2 separate regions of the Mus musculus genome follow, and region 1 is linked to region 2. The links are chromatin loops, found by intact Hi-C in ENCODE. Cell type or tissue: left cerebral cortex. All regions are shown on one strand. Each heading gives the region's core, and the rest is flanking DNA. Links, peaks and the distances in the headings are about the cores only. Region 1 has its middle 22 kb from the start of Gm32050. Region 2 has its middle 44 kb from the start of Gm39149.

What was found. Hi-C counts contacts between places; a loop is a spot of excess contacts. Peaks named below come from ENCODE experiments on the same cell type or tissue, not always from the same donor. Only the 100,000 strongest peaks of a DNase experiment are listed, where the experiment ranks them.
Region 1: a loop joins it to region 2, with 5 times the contacts of the local background. A loop is called at or near these places in 2 of 42 quality-filtered maps.

Annotation. Positions count from the first base shown.
Region 1 is chr8:26,602,282-26,613,237 of GRCm38, forward strand. No RefSeq gene overlaps it. Among named protein-coding and RNA genes, the nearest start is that of Gm32050, 22 kb to the right of the region's middle. In left cerebral cortex, for the core only: no CTCF peak of the experiment used is centred there; DNase peaks (open chromatin) are centred at 5,940 and 6,501; H3K27ac peaks cover 331 bases.
Region 2 is chr8:26,530,204-26,541,159 of GRCm38, forward strand. No RefSeq gene overlaps it. Among named protein-coding and RNA genes, the nearest start is that of Gm39149, 44 kb to the right of the region's middle. In left cerebral cortex, for the core only: a CTCF peak has its summit at 5,484; DNase peaks (open chromatin) are centred at 3,453, 3,987 and 5,777.

The DNA.
Region 1 (10,956 bases), core at 1,414-9,413, 72 kb after region 2:
GCACAATTTTACAAAGTAGTAGGAAAGAAACAGGTGATGTGGTCTCAGGCCAAGTGGTGCTTTTGGTCTGGATTGATGATTAGTCTGAGTTCCTTGTACTGTTACATGCATACTCTCATCACACACACACATACACACACACACACACACACACACACACACACACACACACACATATGCATGCATGCATTCACACATTAACATGCATGCACGCACACACACACATAGGTGCACACACACATGCACATACATGTACACACTGACACATGCTGGGCACTCTGGAGATCCAGAATTTAGGCTAAGCAATAATATGGGTGCACCTCTGCTCGACACTGTCATCGCTACAGACTTTCTCATTCATGGACCCTGCTTTACATCACATTCATATGCATTGTTTTTCCACAAGGTAAAAATAGAGGCCAATGAGCTAACACACATGGAATGAGACAGTGTGTCAGTCAGCTTTCAGTGGCTGTGGGAAGTACACAATAATAAACAACATAAAACACCTGAAACAGAGCGAGAAAAGGTTTAGTGTGGACTGTGATTTCAGGCTAGGGTTCTCATGCTTTGACTCCTGTAGTGAGGGAGACTGTCTTAGTGGGAAGCCCTCGTGGGCCCAGCTACTCCATTCATGGTGAGCAGAAAATAGACATGGAAGAAGAGACTGGGCCTCCGTTATCCCCTTCAAAGGCATTCACCCAATAATGTGATCTCCCAGTAGACCCCACCCCTTAAAGCTCCTACCACCTCCTACAAGCTGAAAAAGGGACGTTAGCATGTTGGCCTTTGGAAACACTTCATCTCCAAATCAGAATATGCAAGGTGTCTTAGTCAGGGTTTCTAACTGCACAAAACATCATGGCCAAGAAGCAAGTTGGAGAGGAAAGGGTTTATTCAGCTTACATTTCCACATTGCTATTCATCACTGAAAGAAGTTAGGACTGGAACTCAGGCAGGTCAGGGAGCAGAAGCTGATGCAGAGGCCATAGAGGGATGTTCATTACTGGCTTGCTTACCCTGGCTTGCTCAGCTTGCTTTCTTATAGAACTCAGTATTACCAGCCCAGGGATGGCACCACCCACAAGGGGCCCTCCCTCCTTGATCACTAATTGAGAAAATGCCTTACCGCTGATCTCATGGAGGGATTTCCTCAAGGGAGGCTCCTTTCTCTATGATAACTCCAGTTTGTGTCAAGTTGACACACAAAAACAGCAGTCCACAGTTTGAATTTAAATGTCCAGACAAGTCTTACTTGAAAGCATGCTCACTGTCCTATACTTCCATGCCAAGATCTTTACAATTGAGGCTGCCCAATCGGAGATGTTGTGTTGACCATGCTTCAGATGTTTGAGTCAAGGCCAGAATCATCTAATAATAATAATACCAAGAACAGGTGGACTTCGGAAGTGGATGCAGTGTTAATCTCATCATTCAGAGTTTACTTTCTCATGCTTCAACAGGCAGCACTGCCTTCTAAATGGCAATGAACAAAGAAAAGGTACTTCCTTTATTTGAGCATGCACACTAACAGAAACAGCAGGCAACACACAAATATACACGTGTGTTATAATGATAACAATATGTATTAGATAAGTGCTATAAGGAAAATTAAAGCAGGATGAGAAGACATAATTTTAGGGCTAAAAAGAGTAAAAAGAAAGAGGTTGTGTAGAAGACTCGATAGAGATGTTGAAGAATGCACTGTGAATGAGAACAAGTATTGTGAATGTCAGGTATCAAGCCTTCCAGAGGATGGAGGATATGAGAAGGAAATGTGTCTGGAAGAATAACAGGGAGGATGGGAAAGTCCTAAGAGGAAGCAGAGCTTAGGCCATGGAAAAGACCACAAGGGTTCCATGACCACGTGACCATGTCATCCTGTTGAGTCTCACCGGTACCTGCTTTCTCTACGGGCTTAACTTTTTATTTGAGTGAAGTATACTTCTGGAGCTAGAGAATCACTTTCCTCATGGAGCGATGGACACAAAGCCCAAAGTAAGAAGTCGACTTTGAGACACTATCATCTGTAAAATGGCCAGGTAATCTTTCCCCCTCACCCCTCAGATATTAAAAGCATACCACCAAGTGCTGTCTAAATTGCGTCAGCACTCACAAGGCCCAGCAGTGCTTGCCTTCCCTTAGACTCATGGGACTCTCTCAGTTTCATCACGCAGAACAATTCAGAAATCTGCTTCTCATCAGGGGCAGAGATGAGTCTCGGGCATCCTGTGTTTAAGAGGTGAGACCCAAGTCTCAGCACCCAGAGAGGAGAGGAGGTGCCTGGGACAAAAAGAAATAAATTTTCCAAAATGGAAGTGTTTTCAGAGTGTATGCAAATTCAAGTAGTACCAGGGGCTGATTTGGAAAACTTCTCACCAAGCGTCCTGTTTTGCTTCTATCTAAGCATGAGTCTCACAGGTACCTCCAGTGACCGAGGTTAAGGACACAAAATGTCAGGGAGTTGAGTGAATGGCTCACTACCAATAATAATGTCCCTGTCTTCACCCAGTTCTCTCTCTATCACCTCCAACTTCCTACAGCAGCAAAGCATGCTTCCCTAAAAGTTCTAAATAAAGCTCAACATGGACCTGGAAAAGGAAGAAGAGCAGGCCACTGTCTACATGCTGTGTTTCCTAAGCAATCGTGAAAAGAAAACATCATTTCCTTTGAGGGTAGAGTATGGTGGAGTTAGCCCCTCCATAGGACTGAGGTCGGAGCCCTTGGAGGATGAAAGAGAGGAACAAGGTCAGTAGAGAAGTAGAAACACTGAATTAAACCTCTCCTGGTCCAATGTTTCCAGTACTGAACTTGCATGTAATGAATCACACTTTTATTTTAGACTAACATTTTAAAAGTGTATGTACTTATTATATACAATCTGATATTACGCTATATTACATAATGACCAAACCAGAATAATTAGCATATGTAAAATGGAATTATAAATTCTAGCTAGCCCGTATAAAAGATACACTATTCAGGTATTTTCTTTAAGATCCATAACCATGGCAGGTGCTGGAGCTATTCTAATTTACATCTCAGCCACATGTCCCTTGTCACTTGTTGTTTCTCCTAGCCACATGTTCATAGTCCATCTCCTCTCATGACAGCCTCCTCCTCCCTTTATGTCCTTTCCTGTCTCCACCTGTGACCCCCAGACAGGTAACTGAAAACCCACATACCTCCATCTATTGCCAAATCATGGCCTTTATCCTTTTACTGACCAACGAACTTGGGGAACAAGGTTCACACAACAAAAGCTGGTATACATGAGAATTTCTGGTGCTCAGGGGCAACCATATCTTGAAGGCCACTATTTAGCATTTGAATACATAGCAGCACCAGACCAAGCCTTACACATGTATAAACATCTCCTTACACATTTGTCATATCATTGTGAATGCCATTCCAAGTCCTTTTTTTTCTAGTTAATTTTGAAATACATTCTTACATTATGGTTGGTTTTAGTTACCCTCCTGTGGATGAATGTTGGAAATTTTCCTACCTGGCAGCAAGAACTATTAGACTATGTCAAACAGCCGTGCAACACCGAATTAATTGCCTGCAGTGCATTTTCATGAAATTGTCCTGAGAAATGCTTTCCACAGAGACTAGATTCTATCTCCTAGCTCATCCTCATGACACACAGTTGACACCAATCCTCGGATACTTTCTATGGAGAATCTAGGCTGAGCAGGAAAGGATATGCCTAGCCAAAGAGAATCTCCACTTGCTTGCTCCCTGAATATGTTTGTCTATAGCAAAACAAAACCAGAAAACTCTAGTCCAGGGGAAGGAGCCTACAAGTGAACCAGTTACTATGCTTTCCAAACGGCCAATACCCAGAGCTCTGGCTCCTCCAAGTTTGCCAGAAGCACACGTGACTGTGGAACATATGCATGTAGTAAGTCTGGTCTAAATCAGGGTAGATGATAACCAAAGAGGAAACGCTGCAGATTGCATGGTATATAATTTAAAAATTAAACTACCAAAGCAACAGAGTTAGCTCTGCAGTTAAGAGCTTTTAACTCTTCCAGAGGACCTGAGTTTGGTTCCCAGCACCCACTTTGGTCAGTTCACAATTGCCTGTAACTCTAACTCTAGGGATCCAATGCCCTCTCTGGCTTCCAAAGACACCCACACCTGTTTGGCATACATACATGCAGACGTGGTCTGCTTGCAGGCTTTTGTGGAAAAAAAGCATCATCCTGGTGAGTGCATGCAGAGGAGGGGATATTCACACAGCGATTCCTAGGTGGCTGAGCTCAGGGGCAGACTTCTCTGGATGCCATAGGTAGCAGGGTACCCCAAGGCAAAGTCTCCTAACGGCAAAGTCATCCAGCTGAATTAAAAACCATCACACCTTTGAGCCTACTGTGTCTGGGGCATGGCTGATTCCTGAGATACCCTCAAGGCACCTGCTTCACTGTTCTGATTCAAAGTATTTGGCTCTTTCTAAGGATCTGAATCTTATCAGTAGCCACATTTTCTCCGACTCCCTAGTTTAAATGTGCTTATGTCTGGACCAAACTATAGGTTTCTCAAACTCTTCTGTTCTGCTTTTCATAACCAATTTTACCATTCATTAATCTAACTAAAAGGACCTAGCAATAGATACACCACGGCCTGAAGCTGGGATGCCTTAAAATTTATTCCCAACATATTAGCTAAGTGGTCACTTTTAAATTAAATCTCATGCAAGGTCTCAGGACACAGACAAAATATAGACAAGTTCTTTAACAGATGTAACTTTCGGGGCCTCTGCTCTAGTTACTATACACGCATCATCCCTATTTGAAAATTTACGCAGAATTCAATGTTCATATTCCTATCAGCATTCCACCAGAGATCCCACTAGAGATCCCACCAGAATTGCCTGTTACCTTTTGTTTAAACTGTCTAAATTTCCTCTTGCCTGATTCTCCAAAGTTTTCCAAGGTCTTCCCACAAACCAGTTTGAAAGACTGCTAACCCCTTGCAGTCTCAGGGTAGTGATACCACTTCTCTGATATCAACCTTTTGTGTTAAACTTTCTGCTCCTGTGAAAAGACAATTAAACAAACAATACAAGGGGTTAATTGTTCTTATGGTGGTGAATGTTTTAGTCCACAGCATCAAGGACAGCAGCCAGGATACAGAGAAAGAATGTTGGGCTAAAGTAATGCCATCTTATCCTATCTCCATTTTGTGCCTGCTTATACATTTCTCAGCCCTCTATACCCCCATCAGCCACATCTGCCTTGATAGTACATATGAGATTTCCATGACTATGACCATGGTCCAGATGTATTAAAGAGATAATAACGCTTATGCAAACTAAACTAAAACAGCTGAAGAAGGTATAGATAAAATTAATTGCCATGTTGTATATGAAGTAACTACTATGTTAGGCCTAAACAAATGTTGCAAGATTACTCTGACCCTCATCTAACATTGATTTAATTTGCCTTTTAAAATTCTGTATCCCTGAACTTCAATACCAATAGACTTTCTGAGGCATTAGCCCACTCTTGGTCACCAGGCAAAAAAAATTAAAGGACTCTTATACTATTTGTTAGCATGGAGGAGTGTATCTTTCTCATGAGGATTATTTCAGATGTACCCACATTCAAGGTAGGCATTCCTCTTAATTAATTCTATCTAGAAATGCCTTTACATAAATGTGTTAGGTTCTCCTAGATACTTCTCAGTCTAACCAAGTCAACAATCAGGATTACCTATTAAAGAAATCAAGGCAAATAAGAGACCTCTCATCTGCTAGTTGTAAATGGAATTGCTCCCAACACACTTTCCATAAAGATATGAGTGTTCCTGATACCAACGATCTCACAGACAGCATTTTCTCTCCTATCACCTCAGAAGATAGCTGGCAGCTTCAAGGGAAATCCATTTGTTCAGCTAGAGGCCCTTTCTGGATATAGTGGGAAGTGTGAAAAAATGGGGTTGAAAGCTTCTGAATTCAAGTTTCACTTTTGCCATTACCAGTCCCATGATCTTACACAAGAATATCAGCTTCCCTGAGTTGTGATTCCTTCATGTGAAAAATCTTTTTTTAAAGCTCCAATAAAAATCCCACTGGTTATGTTCAATTGCTCACAGAGAAACTGGCACAGGAAGAGTATCTATTTTTTGTCCATGATCCTACAAAATTCTATCGTTTACATTTTGTCAAGTCGATCCCATTTAAAAGCAAAGACTAGGTAGATGCTGAGAGGACACCTGTCTTAAATCTCTGTATAATGGGGTTAGTACCCCAAAGAGGGAAAAACTTCTCCCTATTTGGGAAATTCTCCCCTATCACTGGTGTGTTCTGTGCAATCCACATTTCTAAGACCTGTACCCAAAGTTTTACCAAGGTGAGATGAGTGTGTGTCTAATCCATGATCAGGTACAACCACTAGGTTTTCAGCAAAAGCTCTCCCTTGCCCCGTGTAGCAATGAATAAAAAACGCCTAAACTGCTAGAGGAACCAGTTTGTTCATAAGAACAGCTAGCTGAGAAGAGAGGGAGGTGGGAAGAGCAGGGGAGGGGAGAAAAACACTGTTTTAATTAAACATAGTGTATCTAAATCAGAGAGGTATGCCCAGAGAGCAAGGAAGGATGAAATGGAATTTTCAGAAGAAAACAATTTTCCCCACTTTCTTGATCTCATTAACATCAAAACGAGCCCCCAAGGAGGCTGCTCTTGCTGCAGACAGGATAGAATATCTATCAGGAGTCACACAGGATTTGTGCTTCCCTGGACTTGCCCTCTACCCCAGGGTACCCTTCCTCACGCTACCCCAGAGGCCATTGTCCTTGCTTAGCTCCTAGGAAGTGCGAGGACTCCACGCTGGTCATATAAACCTTTGAAAGAAGTGCAGGATCTTTCGGGCATCTATGATCCAGGCAGCTTAGATCTTTGATCTGTTTTTCCCCAGATCACAAGTCCCTGCTCTCCTCTCACCTTCTCAGGGCAATCCCCATATTGACAACCACTGAGATGCTTTTTGTCTGGCAAGGCTGCCACCCTCTGCAGCTCCTGTCTTTCCAAGCACCATCAGGAAGTCCTGTTTGTCTTTAAGCCCTGTGCCTGCTCAGAAATCAAAGAGGTTCAAGGCTGACCTCTAGGGTCTCACTATTGTCCTGTTGACTGGTAATTTCACATCAGGTCTGATCACTGAATAGTTTTACCTGTGGACGCTGGCCTCATGCAAGACCATTTCTTCTATATGAGTTTTTATGTCCTCCATACCAGAGCCTTAATGACATGGGGCTCTGTTTATCATCACCCTTCAGTGTTCCATGAGCATCAGCATTTTCCAAGAAAAAACAACTCATACCCAAATCCCTAATTCTGAAAACACACACACACACGCACACACACACACACACACACACACACACACACACACAAAAGCACTCACATTACTAAATATCTTGAAATGTTTCAGTGGGGTTGTTACATGTTATTAAGGAAATTGAGGTCTCTTCATGGGGCTATTAGTCTAGTTCAAAAGTAAAATATGTAAGAGCAGGGACTAGAGAGATGGCTCAGCAGCTAAGAGCACTGATTGCTCTTCCGAAGGTCCTGAGTTCAAATCCCAGCAACCACATGGTGACTCACAGCTATCTGTAATGGGTTTTGATGACCTCTTGTGGTGTGTCTGAACACAGCTACATAATACGTATATATAATAATAAATAAATCTTTAGGCTGGAGCGAGCAGGGCCAGAGCTAGCAGAGGTCCTGAGTTCAATTCCCAGCAACCACATGATGGCTCACAACCATCAGTACAGCTTCAGTGTACTTTATACATAAAATAAATAAATAAACCCTTAAAAAAAAAGATGTAAGAGCAGATACAAATGAAGACTCAAGAACAATTTTTTTTTCAAGTTTAAAATAAAAGCTCCAGAACAGCAAGCTACAAGTATTAGCAGCTGCCTGGAGATGGACAGAGATGAAAAAAGGAAAAAGGTATTCCATTTGTGATAAGTCAGCCTGGAGACCAGCCACATGGGCAAAAGGCAAGCTTTAGAGAAACAATGTAGCCCAAGATACCAGCTTTGAAAAGAGGTAGAAAGAAACAAGTTACACTTTCCCACCAGAAAGCAGATTCGCTTATAGATCAACTGCTGAGAAGAAACACCATGACCAAGGCAACTGTTATAAGAGACAGCATTTAATTGGAGGTTTGCTTACAGTTTCAGGTTTAATCCATTATCATCCTGGCAGGAAGCATGGTGGCAGGCAGGCAGGCAGGCAGGCAGGCAGGCAGACGGGTGCTGGAGCCAAAGCTGAGAACTTTATGTCCTGTTTGCTTCCAGAGAGGGAGGAGGAGGAGAGGGAGAGGGAGAAAAAGAGATACTGGGGGCTGGGGGCTTATCATGGGCTTTTGAAACCTCAAAGACCCCCCACTCCGCGCCAGATATATACTTCCTCCAACAATCCTTCTAATCCTTTCAAACAGCACTATTCTCTGCCGACTAAGCATTCAAATATATAATCCTATAAGATACATTCTTACTCAAAACAACCACCATACCCTCTTTTTAGCACAGCTTAATATAAACCAACCATCATGAGGAGGAGGCCAAGTGATTGATCAGCCAACAAGATTAATTCTTAAGAGTGGAGACAATGCCCTATCTCCTCTCAGAGGCATATTCCTCCTTATGGTAACACATAGAAGCTGTTTCCTTCTTACTTTGGCATAATGCATGACCCACAGTAGAGGATTAGAAAATTTGTGTTGCAATATGTACTCACTGATAAGTGGATATTAGCCCAAAACCTAGGATACCCAAGATATAAGATACAATTTCCTAAACACATGAAACTCAAGAAAAATGAAGACTGAAGTGTGGACACTATGCCCCTCCTTAGAAGTGGGAACAAAACACCCTTGGAAGGAGTTACAGAGACAAAGTTTGGAGCTGAGATGAAAGGATGGACCATGTAGAGACTGCCATATCCAGGGATCCACCCCATAATCAGCATCCAAACGCTGACACCATTGCATACACTAGCAAGATTTTATCGAAAGGACCCAGATGTAGCTGTCTCTTGTGAGACCATGCCGGGGCCTAGCAAACACAGAAGTGGATGCTCACAGTCAGCTAATGGATGGATCACAGGGCTCCCAATGGAGGAGCTAGAGAAAGTACCCAAGGAGCTAAAGGGAACTGCAACCCTATAGGTGGAACAACATTATGAACTAACCAGTACCCCGGAGCTCTTGACTCTAGCTGCATATGTATCAAAAGATGGCCTAGTCGGCCATCACTGGAAAGAGAGGCCCATTGGACACGCAAACTTTATATGCCTCAGTACAGGGGAACGCCAGGGCCAAAAAGGGGGAGTGGGTTGGTAGGGGAGTGGGGGTGGGTGGGTATGGGGGACTTTTGGTATAGCATTGGAAATGTAAATGAGCTAAATACCTAATAAAAAATGGAAAAGGAAAAAAAAAAGAAAATTTGTGTTGAATGAATGTCTAAGTGGATGAAACTGACGAGTCATAGGAAGCCATTTAATGGAGCTAGCCTTAGTCTTTCTTTGTTGTTTGCCACTACAGATAATAGGATATCTGACTTTTGAGTCTCCACAGTCCAAAGAACTTCCTATCTCACCATAGGAGCACTGAATAGACTCATACTCATACTACCATGGCCAGATCTACATGGGCCCTGAGGATTCAAACCTCATGCTTGCATAGCAAGCACTTTTTACCCACTAAGCCATCCTTCAGTCACTTTCCTCTTTATAAATTTGTCATCAAATATTTTGTTACAGTTAAAGAAAGCTGACTAAAACACACACTAAGCCTATTAGGACTCTTCCATAGCCCTGTGAATAAATGACTAGCTCCAAATGTATGTTGGAGACACCTGTATAGAGGCTTTTATTCATGATCCAGAATCTTAAAGAAGACCAAGAGACAAATGACTATGACTGAGAGTCATGGTCCATTAGACTCTCCAGAGAATAGCTTGCAAAAGTCAGATACCAGCTGTCAGAAGACATGGGTGATGCCCAAATGCCTCTGGCTCTAATAATAATAAAAACAGGAAACCTCACAAAGCAGAAGAGAAACTCCAGAGTCTGTCTCAGAGAGACCAGCCTGGGCTAGAGAGCTCTCCATTCACAGTGAAGGGACACCCAGCAGCAAATGACAAGAGCCACAACTAAATCAAAGAGGCCCAGAAACTTTGCTTTACAACCTTAGTAATGGATTTTAAAGAGCAGAAAATTAAGGAGGTCCCAAAGAAAAAAGTGTGAGAACAATACTGAGAGAAAGATGAAAAGCCAATTTCTTCTTAGCACTCAGCACTCAGCATCCAGCATCCAGCACCCAGCACCCAGCACCCAGTACCCAACACCCAGCACCCAGCACTCAACCAAGTACTATATCATCTTTAAAAGACCAGAACAGCTTCAGGACTCCATCTTAAGAAGACACCAACAGAGTCTATGACTCAGCTTCTCAAGACATTTTGTGAACCACTTAGGAAATCAATGGTACAGCTAATAAACTTTATCCTATAATCTGGTATGTTAGTTACTATTCTACTGCTGTGGTGACACAACACAACCAAGGCATCTTAAAAAATAAATCATTTAATTTAGGGGCTCATTGTTCCAGAGGGTTGGAGTACATGATAATGATGGCAGGCAGTGTGACAGTAGGCAGGTAGGGTGCTAGAGTAGTAACTGTGAGCTTACATATAATCCACAGACACAAGACAGAGAGTGAGAGAGCTTCCTAGGAAAGGTGTGAGATTTTGAAACCTCAAAGACCACCTCCAGCGACATAGCACTTCCAACAAGGACACATCTCCTAATTCTTCCCAAACAGTTCCATCAACTGGGGATCAAATATTCAAACTTTTAGATGTATCAGGGCCATTCTTATCCAAACCACCACACTTGGCCAGCAGACTCCAGCTTGATTGCAGAATAAGTTTCATCAG
Region 2 (10,956 bases), core at 1,316-9,315:
GATGGATGTTCCTTGTGTCTGAGGTTTCCACAAATCCCAGGAACGCTAGAGGCAGAATCCTTGCAACAAGAGTGAATACTGAGTCTACACATGATTTAAAGCCCCCAAATGAAGAAATTAGCTAACATCTGAGGAGGTTTAGAATCAAACATTTCATCCACACCATCATTTAATCCTTATTAATAGTTCTGCAACCCTCACTTCATTTTAATAGATCTGCACCCCTCACCCCATTTATTAGGCTAGCATCTTGAGGCTCACAGCTTGACAACCCCACCTGAAGGTACTGGACCCTGGATGCCATATTTTCCTTACCTCACTTCATTGCCTGCTCTCTTTCCATCTCCACTTGAAAACTAGAGACCAGCACCAGGCATGGACATATCTGCATAGATTCATAGCACAGTGAACTTGGTGGCTTTTCATAGAGGACAAAGAAAGCTCTTCAACTGGCGTGTGGCTGCATGCTTGCCTTGGGTTGAGATTCTTCTTACACCTCCATCTCACTTGGGGACCCCAACATCTAAGGCATTTCTCTCTCATTATACTCTTAGCCTTGGCAAGTACTTGTGTGGAAGATTAGACTACAGTCCCATGTAACTTTCATTTTGACCAGGGTCTGCTGCATAGAAGCTTGTTGTCTACAGCTACATCTTCTAAACAGTCCATTCCCTCCGGGTCATTAGAAGTATATGGCTGTCATTGTGGAATGTGCCAATAATTCAGACCCCTAAATTTCTCCGACGTTCTTGATAGAAAGGAATAGCGACAACCTCTCATGTGGAGAAAGGTGGGGGTCTCTCGCAAGTGTCAATCTATTTTCTTGCATGCATTCTTTTATTCATTCAATACATGAGAACTGAGTCACTGGGAATTCAACTGTAGAGAATATAGCTGAGGTCCCTGTGGAAACTGACATGAATCCAGGGGTCACACTGGTGATTGGGCAATCATAATTATCTTGTGGAGTAATGTGCCCAGGAGCAGAAGTAAAAGGAGAGGGCCAAGCATATTTCCCCCTTTAGCTGAGAAGCAACAAGCTCATTGAAGAACTAAATCATCCTCACGAAGGGAGAATATCTCAAAGAGAGGAATTTATTTAAGCCCAGGAAGCCAGGGATAGTGGCTTCAGATAAGGCAGGCTGATTGTGTGGGTACTGAGCAGCAAAGGGCCTTCTAGATCAATCACTACTTTGTTCTTTAGCAAATCAATAGGAAGGGACTGGAGACTAAAGTAATGTGAACAATGAATACAGCGCAGATTGGACTGGCAAAAGGCAGTTCGGAGGATCTGTAGCAACTGAGATGAGAAAGACAGTGGTGGTCGAAGCGAGTCGGGTGGTGGAGGAGATCAAGGGCAGGGAGATGGGTGAGCCAATAGGACTTGGTGATGACCTGCAATATGGGGTGCAGAGAGGTGTATTTCAACAGATGTCAGTTAGACACTGGTACTCAGTGAGGTATCCCCTCAAATAGGCACTAGAAAGCTTTCAAAATTCTTAGTAAAATCTTCAAACAATGTCATTGTTACTGCTGTGAATTCAAACACTCTGAGGGCTATGGTTGCCTCTCCCCCTCTCCTTTTCTCTTTGTACTGATATATTTAAGATTAATGATCCCATGAAAATACCTCTTGTAAAATCACATGTCTCAAAATCTACAGTAGCCTCAAGCTCCCTGGTTGAGGTGCTCCTCCACTTCCTGGCTCCCTAATAGAAGTGCTCCTTCACCTCCCAGGTCCCTGGTAGAGGTGCTTCTCTGCCTCATAAGACTCCTACTGGAGACCTGTCAAGATCCCCAAGAGGTACACAATGACTCCATTCTCTAGGGAATATTGCAAACTCCAAATCATTGCTGACCGATAACCAGTGACCGTCACACTTGGGCTGGTCAACACTGTACTCATTTCCAACAATCTCAAACTTAAGAAACGCGAGTTTCTAAAATCAGATGGACTCAGCCCCTTTCTGTAGTAGCAAATTAGATAGAATTTCTGTCAAGTCATCTATAAGTGCTCAAGACAAATTGTTCAGAGCTTTCACATATCAAATACATGTTAATATCCAATGAATTCTATTTTTATCATAAATCAGCAAAAAACGATTTTTTTTACTTCCCAAAATACAGATGGGGAAGTTTTGAAAAGTTGATGTGTGTTAAGACTTAGAGCTAAGTTGTTTCCCTGGCTCTCTACACTCTCTTAGTCCTTTGTCTTTGATGATTTTGCTGAAGGTTTTCTACTTGATTATTTATTATCCCCCCAAAAGGTCAATTACAGATAGGCTGTTGCTGCAGCAAGAGGTCCTATGAATTGCCAGAAGACTCCTTTGTGTAGATTTTGAGATTCACTTAGCTAGAACGAGGTTTTATCTAGCTAGTTCCAGTTAAGGGGATGAACCTGTCTCATTCAAAGCCTGATAAGAAGGCGTGACCTTCAACCCCAGAGGCTTTGATAACCAGGGAATGACCTGAGCCAAACAACAGCTGGCTCAGATCACCCTGTCTTACCTTTGGCCACCTCTCCAGCATCTAAGTCCCCTCGGCTGATCAACGCAAGCTTCACTTCCTTCATGAAACCGCCCGTCTGTGACAGCCTTGGTACCAGATGTAGACAAGAAGATCCATCTTCTTAGACAGGGCTGACAGCCATCACCATGTGTGTGCGGAGTATTTTAGGAGAAGACGACCCAAGCCAAATCCTTCTCGGCTAATAGCTGTTGGGAATGGTCTCCTTCATTCGGGAGGAGAGTTCAAGGCTGAGGACGAAGCTGCTTTCAGGGCTCAGCCACACAGAGACTGGCATTGTCCAGTCTGATGCCCAGCCAACAGACTCCTTAGGACTCAGAAAGAGCTGCAGGCATAAAGCCAAGAACCCATATTAACCAGGTAGAAAAGTGGGGAAAAGAAACTCAAAGAAAGATGTATCCCCCCCAAAAGATATTATCTCCGAGTAGAATACAGATTACAATGTCCTGGGATGCCATTTGCAGGTAAACTGAGCATAAAAAGCCCTTGGGTAGAATACACAGTGAGGAATGAAAAGAGCCATGGATGGGGAGGAGCAGAGCCCTGTGACTGTATGCTTGTCTGTCCTTTCTCAACTAAATCAACATGGTAGATCTCATGTCAACCTTAGGTGACAGAAACCCATGCCCCATGTCCTAATTGGGAGAGAATTGGGACCTAGGGTGTTGACTGAACTGGCTGGAATAGGAAATGATGAAAAGAATTTCTCTTCTATGCTATTTGCATCTTTCCTTTCTCCTCTCACAGGCCCACCATCCCACTTCTCCAAACTTCAGGCCCTTAATTTTCATCTTGTGTAACTGGTGACATTAGCTGGCTGGGATACCCACCAAATCCGGGAATTCCTCCATCCTTCCCCACAGAGGGAGCTGGAGGCAGGAAGCAAAGGAATCCACGTGTCTTGAGCAGCCCTCCCCATGCCACCTGGAAATACTGGCACCTCCCCAAAGGGCTGCCTTTCCAAGAGCCAAGGAAATCCCAAAGCTGTGCCTTTAGGCCACAAATAAGGCAGGCGATCTGGCTCTTCTCCCTGTCACCGAGCTAAAATGTCCACTGTGACCTTGGCAATGCTAAAGCCATAGATGGCCCTGAGCTTTTCCCATCCCTCCCTGGCTCACCTTCCTCTAGAAAAACAGCCCACGTACTGGGGTGGGGGACTCTTGCCTTCTCACCCTTTGTAGGCGCCAGGCCAGGCAAGGACGAGCCCCCTGCAAGGCAGGCTCAGGATCCGAGCCAGGGGTGTGCACACAATCTTGGGAGACAGATGGCCCAGCGTGTGGGCCGGCAGATAGAGGCTCCTGCTCCTGTCAAGATGACACTCAAAAGTACATCCCCGTCATCGCAGGTTGTCAGTGGTGTGTCAGCGCAAGATGCCGTGTGTGTTTTTGGACACTCTGTAAGTTCGGGAGACTGAGCTGGATCCCACTTCCATAGCAACGACAAAATTCCAGCCCCAGTCTTCGAGTTAGTGTCAGACAACACGGGGGGGAGTGGCAGGCAGAGAGGGATGTCACTCCGAGCAGAGAGCAGCATTGCTGCGGCGAGGGTGGGCAGGAGGCTTGTTTCTGGAAGTCTGTGTGGAGACCGTGTGTGGGCACAAAATGACAGAAGGCAGGAGCTAATGGCTGAACTCAGGGGAAAAGCAATCTGCTGACTTGAGCATGCTGGGGATATGGGGTTTCCTGAGCCCTGGAACTTTCCAAAATCCCTGAGGGTCTTCTGGGTTCAGAAGAAACTCCCTGTTGGTTCAAACTTTATGAAGCACATTGGAGTAGCTGACTTGAAGATATAAAGGGAAGGAATTGGATATGAAAGATAAGAGACTAGATTCCCCCAGGACAGTAACAAGACACAGATGACAAATATATGTGGCTTTTTCAAAAGGAGCTACTTTTATACAAACTCTGGAAACAGGGTTATTCATGTCTGGATGGCTAGGGTTTTGTATGGCCATGAAAGAAGGCTGGGGTAATAACCCGTTCCTATAGCATCTTCGCTTGTTCCCCTTTACCAGCAGTCACTGCATCTTTGAATCTTAGCATTATAGGGACCAGACAGCTTATGTGCTGTCTGAATCCTGCCAATTACTAGCTATGCCATCTTGGGTAAGTCACTTCTCTCCAGGTCTCACTTCTCTTACTCCACTGCAGAGAGATCCTGAAGTGGAAGGATAGCTTGCTATATGAACTTGGCCATGGATGGGGTGGCAAGGGATTTTCTCTATTAGAGAAAGACTGTTTTATCCTTGAAAGCATAGGACCTATGTTTCCCCTGGGTTCATGCCTTAATCACCAGGGGGGCAACATTAAACCCTGAGGGTACAATTAGATGGTTGGGAGTGGAGGCTTCCCCTCCTTTATCCAGGCGAGCCCAGTGCAATCATAGATTTCTGTAAGTGAAAGAAGGAAGCAGGAGATAGAGGAAGAGAAGATGTAATGAACAGCAGAGGTTGGAATTGTGAGATGACTGGGATCATGGGCAAGGCCAGGAAGCAGATTATCCTAGAATCCGCAGGAGTAACACATTTCTGCAGACACCTAGAGTTTAGCAAGTGTCTTAGTTAGGGCTTTACTGCTGTAAACAGACACCATGACCAAGGCAACTCTTATAAGGACAGCATTTAATTGGGGCTGGCTTACAGGTTCAGAAGTTCAGTCCATTATCATCCAGGCAGGAACATAGCAACATCTAGACAGGTGTGGTGGAGGCAGAGCTGAGAGTTCTACATCTTCATCTGAAGGCTGCTAGCAGAATATTGACTTCCAGGCAGCCAGAATGAGGGTCTTAAGCTCACACCCACAGCGACACACCCACTCCAACAAGGCTACACCTCCTAATAGTGCCACTCACTGGGCCCAGTATATACAAAACATCCCAGCAAGTAAGGTGAATATCTACCATGCAGAACCATGCAATTCTGGGTTGAAAAGCCATCATTACGGTAGTAAGCCATTATTCTGCACTTGTGGCAGCAATAAGAAACTACACTCTCCTACAATATAATCTGGCCAAAAAACCCTCCTCTCCTCGCCTTATTGCAAATGGGTGAAGAAGCAGGCATAGTCGGGTGTGTTCTTTGTGTCCTGCTAGAGTTCCTAGCAGTGCTCTGCACAGACATCATCTGCTCATTACTCATTTGTTTTGTTTCATTTAGCAGAAAACAAAGAAAACAGTCGAGCAGTACCCCATTTGCAGAGTTTTTAAACAAGCATAAGATGATTCAGCCAGAGAAAAAATCTAGCAGTGAGCACCCACATGCTTCCTATGTGAGCTGTGAAGTAGGAAGGCTGCTGTCCTCAGCCTTGGTTTTTATGTGTTGTAACCATCCTGGAGCAGCCACACAGCCTCTGCTGCGATGGCTTGGGTTTCTGCCTCGTGTCAAACTTCAGATAGGGATGGGCACTCCCTCATGATGTAGGGCAGAGGGGAGCAAAGCCAGAGGTTTCAAGATCACTGAGGAGAAGCTGAGCTATCAGAGACTGTTTCTCAACCAGTATTCTTTGTGAAAACATTTCATAGATTCTGAGAATGGGGACATGAATAAGGTAATCTCCCCTCCACGGTAAAGGGAGTTTACTGTCCACAGGCACAGCTATGGAAGCAAATGACCACGAGACAAGATTTCAAACAGAAAGTTTATGCAAGTTAAGCAAACTTCCTCAAGTTAAGCTTCAGGAATTTTTTTTTTTTTTAATCAAAGAATCAGGGTGAATAAATGTGAAGGTGGAAGGGAAAATCTGAACCACTCACTAATCAGTAATATAAAATTGTATTGGTATATAAATTACAGGAGACCCATAAGAGAATTCACTCAACATTGTCAAAGTCATTTATGAGAAAACAAAAATCCAAACCAAACAACAACAACAACAACACAAATCTAACTAGCATCATTCTCAATAGCAAACAATTGAATGAAGTCTTTCCCTTGAGGTCAAGGGAAAGATAAAGATGCCTGTTTTCAATGCTGCTAACAGCCAACTAGTTCTACTTAAAATAATTAGAGATGCAAGAAATAAGAAGCAATCCAAATTGGAAGCAAATAAATAAAACCAAATTTATCCAGGGACAGTGTAAAATCTATATATGGAAAACCCAACATCTCCCCGAAGAAGCTAATATGACTAATATATAAATTTAGCAAAGTTGTAGTGTACAAGTAAGCACACAAAATTACTGTGGTTTTGTAAACTTAAAATGAACAATCTGAAAAGAAAATTAGGGAAGCAATTTCATTTATAATAACATCTAAAAAATAAATTAGCCCCAAATAAATTTAGGTAAGGAAGTAAAATACTTGTACACTGAAAACTATAAAATATTACTGAAAGAAATCAAATACCTAGCTTAATGGAAATATATCCCATATTTATGAAATGAAAAATTAAGATGTGAAAATGCTAGTACTATTCAATGTCCTCTGGACTCAGTATCTAACAAAAATCTCAACAATATAAAAGCTAATCATTAGCTGCACTGGCCTTGTAAAAAGTTGTAGGTACTTAAGATACTCTCAGTGGGAAAAGAGAAACTTTGAAGACTTACATCTAAAACTTAACTACAAATGCTCAGAATTCAAAACATTTGTGATACTTGTATATACAGGGCATGTATATACGCTAGTGAAAAGGATTTGCAAATCTGAAAATGGGTACATTCACACAGTATCTATGAAATCATGTCAAGATGGCCAAGTCCATTCTGAGGAAAGAATCAACTCTCCATCAAATGGTGCAAGAACAACTTGATTTTTCCCTGGTAGAAGAATGAGACTTGAGTGTATCTTCTACTGTATGAAAACATTAGCTTTTGCTAGATGAGCCACCTAAATACAAAAGCTAAGAAAGAAAAATAAGAGGTATTTTATGACTCTGGGTTTCATGAAAGATCCTTAGACATGGTACCAAAATCGTGAGCAACAAATAAAACAGAAAACTTTATACATCAGACAATACTATTAAGAAACTGAAAAGATGACCCAGAGGATAGAATAAAATATTTACAAATTATATATCTAAATGGGATTTAATATCCAGAAGACTTAACATCTACAAGTCAAATAGTGAAAAGATTACATGATTTTAAAGTGGACAAAGGACTTGAATAGATATTTCTCGAAGATATTAAGATGACAAAAACTGAAGGAAAAATCCTTAGCATCATCAGATTCTAGGCAAATAAAATTTAAAATATCACATTGATCTAGTTACTGTTTATTATCTCTAGAATGGCTATAATTTTTAAAATAGGGAGATAGAACAGATAGCAAATGATAATATGCACAGGTCACTTTAATCTCAAGGGAATAGTGAGATATATAGATAATAGACACACGCAGTGGTTTAAATGAGAATGCCCTCCACAGGCTTAGATACTTGATCAAAGTCTTGGGTCCCTAGTGGTAGCACTGTTTGGGAAGATTTACAGGGTGTGACCATATTAAAGGAAGTAAGTACATCACTGGGATGGAGTCAAGCTTTGAGAGTTTAAAGTCTCAGACAACTTTCAGGCCACTCTTATTGCTTCCTGCTTGCAGTTAAAGACAAGATTCCCTCAGCTTCATGCTCCTGGCCCCATGCCTGCCACTAGCTACCGAGCTTTCCTGCCATGATGAACTTTGACCCCATGGGATCAGAAACCCAAATAAACTCTTTCTTCCTTAAATTGCCTTGGTCATGATGTCTTAGCACACCAGAAGAAAAGCCACCTATCCTATGAGTTGAGTAACCACAGAAAGTCACAGGTGTTAGGGGCAAAGGAAACTCGAATGGGTCCAACTGCAGAAGGGTTCGTTCAGGAAAGCTCAGCACCAAAGAGGGATGCTCAGATCTAAAGCCGAGTGAGCACACTGTAGAAACCACAGCTTAAGACAAAAAGCGCAAGAAATATACTCACTACTTTCAGTAGCAACTTATTTAAAGGTGAGAGAGAGTGTGTGTGAATGTGTGTGTGTGTGTGTGTGTGTGTGTGTGTGTGTGTGTTGGGGGGAGGGGGCGGAAACTGTAGCACTAATGCAAGCAGGAAAAGAAGCAGAAACCGAAGTGGAAGGAGATTCAAAAATATTGTTAATGGAGGACTCTGAGTAGATTTGCTTACATAGGAATCATAGAATCCAGATTCACATGTAATGGCCTCAAAAATCCCCTCTTGAATTGGGCAGAGATAAGAATCCTTTTTGAAAGACCACTGATGCCCAGTGACTGGGTGGTTCTAGAGGCAAAGGTTTGTTCCTGCACAGCCCATTCTGGGAACTCAGGTCAAGTGTCTGGGGACTCTGAGATCTGACCTACAGAATTTCTCTAGCCACAGAAGAAATACTTTGAGCAAGAATTTCAGTGTTTCAGTTGGTAGAAATCTAGTCTGATATATAGCCTAGAGCAAATCTCACTAGGTCCCTAGAAGATGAATGAGCAGTGTAAAGACCTTAAAGGTACTAGGATCTAAAGCATGTAGGGGTGGGGGGTATGGCCTTCCTTATAGCCCTACCGATATCCAGAGAGAGAAAAACAGAGTAATAATAATCACTGCCCTGTCCTTTATTTGCAAAGCAAACAAGGCAAAGATTAACACCGAAATGGAAAGACCACAAAGACTCTGCTTCTATTAGAAGACATCAACCCAACCAGCCAACAAAGAAATGTCAGGATTGCATAGCAACGAACTCTGTACCTATTACCCTACAAGTGAGGCATAGAGATAGAATCTGCACATTCATCCTTTACATTAGATCCATTACATCCTTTACATTAGATCCACTAGAGCAAGGATCCTAATTCAGGTTAGTGTGAATGTTCCACTCCATGAGATTTGATCAAGCTGTCCTGCCTCAAGGAAGAGCCCTGATGACTTGGTTGGAGCAAAATCCCACTTCTGTGACGTTTTCTCTCGGTGATTTTCTATGTAATTGCTTCTATCTGGACCTTAACTCTACTTTCTCATCTGTCCTTCCTGTATTTGCAAATAAAGAGCATCTCTGCATGTTAGCTATGTCCCCGTACTACAGACCTCCTAAATAAAATCCTTAACCACAAAACAAAAAGAAACTATAAAAACCATACAGACCCAAAGAGAGTGAACAACATACTATTTTTTATCATGCAGTTTTTATTAGATATATTCTTCATTTACATTTCAAATGCTATCCCGAAAGTCCCCTATACCCTTCTGAATAACATACTCTTAAGTGATAGTTTATCATAAAGATCAGGAGTGAATCTAAAAGTCCTGTAATTAAATGAAAATAAAATTATAACACATAAGACCTGTAGGATGAAAACAGTTCTAAAATGGTCATTTATGGCAATAGATGCCTAAACTAAGAAGTTAGAGAGCTCTCAAATAAATAATTATGTACCTCATGGTGTTAGAAAAAGAAGAACAAGTTAAATTCAAAGGGAGTAGATGGAAATAAATATTAAAAAGTCAGAGAGAAATTAATGAAATAGAAACTAAAAATAATATAAAATATCAATAAAACAGTTGACTCTTTGAAAACATAAACACATTGAAAATCCCTTAAGCAAACTAGCCAAAAAAAATTAAAGAAGGCCCAAATCAATAAAATTAAAACAAGAAAACAGGAGCAATAAAACAAACACTAAGGAATGTTAGAGGATCATTAGGGAATAATTTGAAAGTCTATATTCTAATAAATTGGAAAATCTTAAGAGAAATGGATACAATGATTTGATGTCCTGCCAAAATTAAACCTGATGATATAAACAACTTAAGCATTTTGTAACAAGCATTATAAGCATAGTAAGATCTCTCAAAAAGTAAAAAAGAAAACAACCAACCAACCCCAGGCTTGGATGGTTTTACTGCTGATTTCCCCAAGACCTTGAGAGAACTCCTGAAACTTCTCCAAATGTGTCTAAGGATGAAACACAACCAACCTCATTTCATGGAGTCAGTATTGTCCTACTAAATGCTATCTAAGGATACAACACAAAAAAGTTAGAGGTCAGATCTTCTTTATAATTGTAGATGCAAAGAATCTCAACAAAATGTCTACAAGTCAAACTCAGTAACACACTGAATTGATCATTCTCCATGAGCAACTTGGCTTCAGTACAAGGACTGGAGAATAGTTCAAATATGCAAGTCATTAAAGACATCACACAAGAATAAACTTAAGGAAGGTTATAATAAGCAGGGATGATTATCTCCATCAGTGCAGAAAAGCCCTTTGATAGAGTTCAACATCTCCCCATAATTAAAAGCAATGAAAAAACTAAGCGTAGAAGGAACAGAGCTAAAAAAAAAAATAAAGGTTATGTGCAAAAGATCCATTATAATATACTTACACTCATACTATATAACTATAATCTTATAGCATAGGAAAAACGCAAAGCATTGCCTCTAAAATCAAGAATGAATTATGGATGCCTCCATTCTCCACTTTGATTCAATATGTGCTTCAACTCTTCG